2 separate regions of the Homo sapiens genome follow, and region 2 is linked to region 1. The links are chromatin loops, found by intact Hi-C in ENCODE. Cell type or tissue: endothelial cell of umbilical vein. All regions are shown on one strand. Links, peaks and the distances in the headings refer to the core of each region. The heading gives the core; the rest is flanking DNA.

Evidence for each region. Hi-C counts contacts between places; a loop is a spot of excess contacts. Peaks named below come from ENCODE experiments on the same cell type or tissue, not always from the same donor. Only the 100,000 strongest peaks of a DNase experiment are listed, where the experiment ranks them.
Region 2: it touches region 1 in a loop (4-fold over the local background); 3 of 110 quality-filtered maps call a loop at or near these places.

What each region holds. Positions count from the first base shown.
Region 1 is chr17:83,182,930-83,185,837 of GRCh38, reverse strand. All of the region lies in intron 2 of LOC101929650 (a long non-coding RNA gene), which reads right to left. Among named protein-coding and RNA genes, the nearest start is that of METRNL, 100 kb to the right of the region's middle. In endothelial cell of umbilical vein, for the core only: no CTCF peak of the experiment used is centred there; a DNase peak (open chromatin) is centred at 1,597; H3K27ac peaks cover 647 bases.
Region 2 is chr17:83,108,285-83,111,192 of GRCh38, reverse strand. No RefSeq gene overlaps it. Among named protein-coding and RNA genes, the nearest start is that of METRNL, 30 kb to the right of the region's middle. RefSeq lists enhancers at 453-1,049, 1,249-2,074. In endothelial cell of umbilical vein, for the core only: no CTCF peak of the experiment used is centred there; DNase peaks (open chromatin) are centred at 202, 682 and 1,232; H3K4me3 peaks cover 500 bases; H3K27ac peaks cover 1,581 bases.

The DNA of each region.
Region 1 (2,908 bases), core at 210-2,709:
GCTAGCCATGGCCCCCTTGAGGCATGGGCTGTGCAAGGTGGGGCCATGGCTGGCACTCAGTATGGGAGCAATGTCAGGTTTGGTGTCCCTGTTCCTCCACCCATCCAGAGGGAAGATGAAGGCCCGGGAAGTGGTGCCTCTCAGTGTCTCTTACAAAGCTGGCTCTTCCCAGACAGTCACCTGTTAATCTTTAGTGCTTCTCAGTGTATAGAGTTGGCTGGAAATGCCCCTCCGCCTCCCACTCATCTTCTACCCTGGCATCAAAGCTGCAGCTCCAGGGACACCGAGGAGAGGCCAGCTGGCCACAGTGTGTCAGGGCAGCCGAGCTGGCCCGCCATGCACTGTGTCCTTTCCACTGCACCACATCATCTCTGCAAAGCCAAGGGCTTCAGGAGCAGAGGGACAGGGCAACTCCTGGTGTTAACTTTGCCTCCATCCTTGAGCCATTCCTGTGGCAGGTGGCATTGTACACTCACAGTCCTTCCTTCCCTCCCAGTCCCAGCACCATGGATTGGAAATGGGACTTGCTGTGACCACTGAAGTGTGGAAGGGGACAGTGGGGGCAGTTCTGAGTACAGGTAAGTATGTGCTTCCACTTGCCCTCCTGCACGCCTGGCCTGGGAAGTGCCCCGGGGGGACCTTCTGCCTCTTCCATCAGGTCTCAAAATGAGAGCCAAGCCACACACCTGAGAGGCACCTGCAGCCTGAAGTAGATGCTGCGGCCACTACACCGACATAGGCATGAGAGACAAACAGCTTCTTCTAAACCACTGGGATTGGTGGGGCCATTTGTTACACAGCATTATTATAGCAATAGCTGACCAATAGAGAATTTGGTGTCAAAAGTAGGTGCTGCCATAATAAAACCTAAAGTATTAATATGTGGCACTGGCTGATAGACTGGGTGGTGAATAAACTACTTTAGAAAGTCGGGGAATGGCAACTTGTGACATGTAATGGTAAAAAAAAAATCACTAACATGGGCTCCTGTAATAACTTAGAAAGCAGGAAACATACCCAATGTAATCCTGGCATTGGGTGAAAAGCTTTCCAAGCAAAATGTCTCTAGAGTGAATAATCATTGCTACTGCATTTGATAAAGTACCTCAAGAAAAAGATAAGCTCAGAAAGGAAAGCCAAGCTTGCAGCAGAATTGAGAGAAAACATAGGGAGCTCAGAAATTCTAGCATTTGCAAGATTAAAAATTTAGGCTTTTTTCAGCCAATAATTAATATATTGAGGAGTATCTTGAGCTAGAAAAGCTTTTTAAGAATTAAAACTTAGCATCAGGGCACCGTGAATTCGAGTGCAGACCCCAGGCCCCACCTCAGGGCTCAGGATGACACCCCCTGATGGCCGCCTGTTCACATCCGAGGCAACTAAGAACAGAGGAGGCGACTCTCAGAGCCCCGGCATCTGGGATGTGGGCACCCTTGGCAGCCTCAGGGATTTCTGCCACCGTGGGCCTTATCTCAGTGTTTTCAGTAGTTGGAACAGCCCCATAGCAGCCGCTGAGTCTGCCATCCTGTTATGAAGGAAATACGCTGAGGGAAAGGGGGTATGAGGCTGGCGCAGACAATAAACAGAGGTGTGCCAACCGGGAAACACAACACACAGGGAGGCTGCAGTCATCACCCGCAGACACCAACATCCCTGCCCTGAACTAACCTTCCCCGCGTCTCGATTCTCTGCCAACAGCGTTTTTACTTCAAACCAGCAGAGCCAGGTCACCCGCATCAGGAAGGGCAGAAGGTCATCCAGCCTGGACCTGGGGCCCTTCACCCCCACTCCTGTGAGGAGGCCTTCTGTGGCCTCAGCCCCCAGGGCCCTGCCAAGAACCTGCCATCCTGGACATTTGCTCAGCCTGCCTGGGAAACAGAGCTCATCCTGCGTGGCCAGCAACAGAGAAGCTGGGATTTGGAGCTAGATCAGGTCTAAATCTTGGCTCTGCCACTTCCTGTGTGGCCCTGGACTTCCCTGAGTCTCGATATACATGTATGTGAACCCGAAACACAACCACTGCAATCTTGAGGTGTTGTGGAGTGGTTGAGAGGTGTGCACATTCTCTAAAAGACCACTTGAGCAATAGCTGGTTCTTTGAAAGTCTTGCTGGGACAACAGAGGAAGAGCAGGGGAAGGAGGGGGCTGACGACGAGGACGATGACAGGATTATAAGGAACCAAGACCGCTGCCGGCAAACCCCCTGCTCCATAAATGTGCAAGGCAGCACGGGTAGGAAGCGTCACACACAACCCCGGCCAGAGCCAGGCGACACGCCGAGAAACCCTAACACGACAGTGGCATTGTCGGAAACTGATTTACTTTGTTCAAAAAAAATGCGATAATCTTGGAAAACTAGCAAAATCCCAAGTGTGACTTGAAGACAAAGCACAGGCACTCCAGGGATCAAACCAAGAAGAAACACGGTGAGGGGTTTACATTCTGGAATGCATTGGAAGCAGCCCAGTTTCATCACCTCCGATGGCCAACGGCGGCACAGATGGTCTGCGTGAAGAAACACGAGCCCTGCTGTCTCGGGCGTCGGTGCCTTTGTGGCAGCACTGGCATCTCTCTTTCCTCAAAGTTTAAATTCTGTTTTGATGTCAGCAACACGTCAACACTCATATTCTAGGGAGCAAATTTCTCCTTCTGCTCCTTATGGCTAATGCAAAAGTAAACGCCAATTTACTTTTGTCTAAATTATTGAAAATTCAAGTGGAATCACATAGGATTCAGATAAATAGGATTTTCCTGTTTTTGCTGTCGTCTTCTTAAAATGGCACATAAGCTTCCCTCCCCCTCCACTCACCCCGTGACTTCCTTCTGGTCCACACCCTCCCTCAGGGCCCAGCATCTTCTCAGAGGGTGTAGAAACTCGAACTTTCACAAAACACAGAGGCCAGCCCGG
Region 2 (2,908 bases), core at 91-2,590, 75 kb after region 1:
GCTCCCCCAAACCCTGAGTCCAGGGCATTCCACAGGAAACATAAGGACAGTTTTGAAAGAATGAAAATGTGTGTTTTGCTTTGAACAGAACAAGACGTATACGTTCACAGCCACGTTATTCACAACAGCCAGAAGGACCGTTGCCAGATGAGTGAATAAAACGTGGTCCATCCACATGAAGGGCTGTGACCCAGCCTGGAAGAGGAAGGAAAGTCAGACGCTTGCTGTGACACGGATGAACCCTGAGGACACTGTGCCGAGGGAAATAACCGGACACATAAGGGCAAATCCTGCTGATTCCACTCGTACGCGGTCCCTGGGTTGTCAGCTTCATAGAGGCAGAAACAGAACGGTGGGTGCTGGGGGAGGGGGACTGGGAAGTTCGTGTTTAATGGGGACAGAGTTTCGGCTCGGGAAGATAAAACATCTGGAAATTGACAGTTACAGTTAATATGAATGTATTTCATGCCACCAAGCTGTAGATTCAAAAACAGTTAAGACGGTAGGGTTTGTTATATATATATACACATATTACACAAGTTAAAAAGTAATTTTTACAACACATACAACATGACCCCAGCGATGTGAGGACACACATAAACAGACGTGTTTGTACGCACAGAGAGACACACACAGACATGTGGCTTAAAATTCTGAAAGAAATGCCCGGAAGGCTGACGTGGTCTTTGGGTGGGGAGATAGCGCAGCCCAGAGATAAGACCCCTCCCCCATGGCGTTGTTTCCCTGCTGGAGACTTGCTGTGATTTCCAAGTTTTCTAAAAGGGGCAGGCAGTCCTCTCACAGTGGACTGAAGTTATGAAATGTGCTTCTTTCCCTGCCCGTCCCACTTGGCCTTTCGGCCTCACTCCACACAATGGGGTCGTTCAGCCGCCCTGCCACGCTGCCACGCACTTGCGGCCGCGCCCTGGCTCCTCAGCCATCAGCCAGGACAGCGCTGCCCACGCCCTCGCCCGGCCTCCTTCCTCCTCCCCCAGGCCAGCGCCCCCACGGTTGTGCCCACCCATGCCCACGCATCCCTCAGTCCTCTGCAGGACGGTGGGCACCAGCCAGCGCCCTCCCCTCCTGAGGGTCAGTGCCGCACTTTGCTGTCCTCTCAGCTCTCAGTAAAGTAAGTGGAGTCGGTGGCATCCACCGGGTTTGTTACGCCGTATTCCCCCAATGCATAATTATGTCTCTACAAGGCACATTCTTGGCGCATGGCCATGCCTCTCTGCCAGAGCCCCAGACGTCTTCCTGCATTCCTGGGCCGTGACACCACCCCGCAGCCTGGTGTGAGTGCTCAGCCAGATGTGTGTGTGGAGCTGGCCACGGTGGCCCGGCTGGGCTTGGGGCAAGAGGGGCCCTGTCAGAGAGGACGTGGCTGCAGGGCTGAGGGGCTGCTTGTGTCTTGTGGCCAGTGGGAGGCCTGCTGGGAAGCTTCTGGCCCCCAAGCCCAGCCTTGACACGTCCAGCCCAGAGATAAGAACCTGCCCCTGTGATGCTCATGGACGGTGGCCTGAGGGTGGCCGTCCTATTTTCCTGTTCTGCAAAGGGAGGCCCTGCATGGTCTGAGGTCCAAGGACCCCTAGCGATCCCCGAGCGAGGGTGGCCAGTGGGACTGAGGCCAGGCCAGGCCCGGAGAGGACCCCACAGGCACAGGGGGCGTCTGCACGCAGGCCAGCACCTCCAAGTGCTGTGACCGCAGGAGCAGCCACCTGGCCAAGAACTGTCGGCCCATCCCAGGGCCTCTGAGCTCCTGGGATGTGGGAGAGGGGAGGCCTCTCTTCTGAAACCCACTGAGGGACAGGGACTCAATTGTCAGCGTGGCTCAAGATCCGTCACATCCAGTCCACATGTAATTTTCCTGAAGGCTGGATGAGAATTCCTAGTTCTCCCCTCACAGCTATGTGGCCCTGGGCGAGTGGCTCACCCTCCCTGTGCTATAGTTTCCTCCCTTGTGCAGTGAGGAATAATGGTGCAGCGAGGAATGATTGTGCAGCAAGGAAGGATCATGCAGCGAGGAAGGATCGTGCAGCGAGGAAGGATCGTGCAGCGAGGAAGGATCGTGCAGCGAGGAAGGATCGTGCAGCGAGGAAGGATGGTGCAGCGAGGAAGGATCGTGCTGTGAGGAAGGATCGTGCAGCAAGGAATCATCATGCAGTGAGGAAGGATCATGCAGCGAGGAAGGATCGTGCAGTGAGGACTGATCCTGCAGCGAGGACTGATCGTGCAGCGAGGAAGGATCGTGCAGTGAGGAAGGATCGTGCAGCAAGGAATCATCATGCAGCGAGGAAGGATCGTGCAGCGAGGAAGGATCGTGCAACCAGGAATGATCGTGCAGCGAGGAAGGATCCTGCAGCGAGGAAGGATCGTGCAGCGAGGAAGGATCGTGCAGCGAGGAATGATGGTGCAGTGATCATCTGCAGTGATCGTGCAGACCTCATCGAGCGCTTGTGCCACAGACATAACATGGGTGCCAGTGCACTCAGCACCAAGCGGGGCCTTCCAGTCACTCAGAGTCGTAATCCCGTTTGCCCGAACACAGTTCAGAGGCTGAGGGGTCTGGTCTGTCCTGAAGGCAGAGGCTGGGACCTGCCTGTGGCACTGTGAGCCTCCCTCTGCTTGTCCTCACCCAGAGCCCCGTCCCCCCTACGCCCACCAGTGCCCACACTGCCCTCGTCCTCCTCCCGAAGCAACAGCTTCGTCACTAAACTCCCCACTCAGAAAACTAGAGAGTGCCTCATCTTCTGAGGATGCTCAGAGCCACTGTTTAACTCGGGTGCAACTTTAAAATGTCATCTGTGTTTATCTCCAGGTGATGGGATTTTAGCTAACTTTAAAAAATTTTTCTAACCTTTCTTTCATAGCATACTGTATGCTGTTTGAAAATTACAAAGCCCTATTTTTA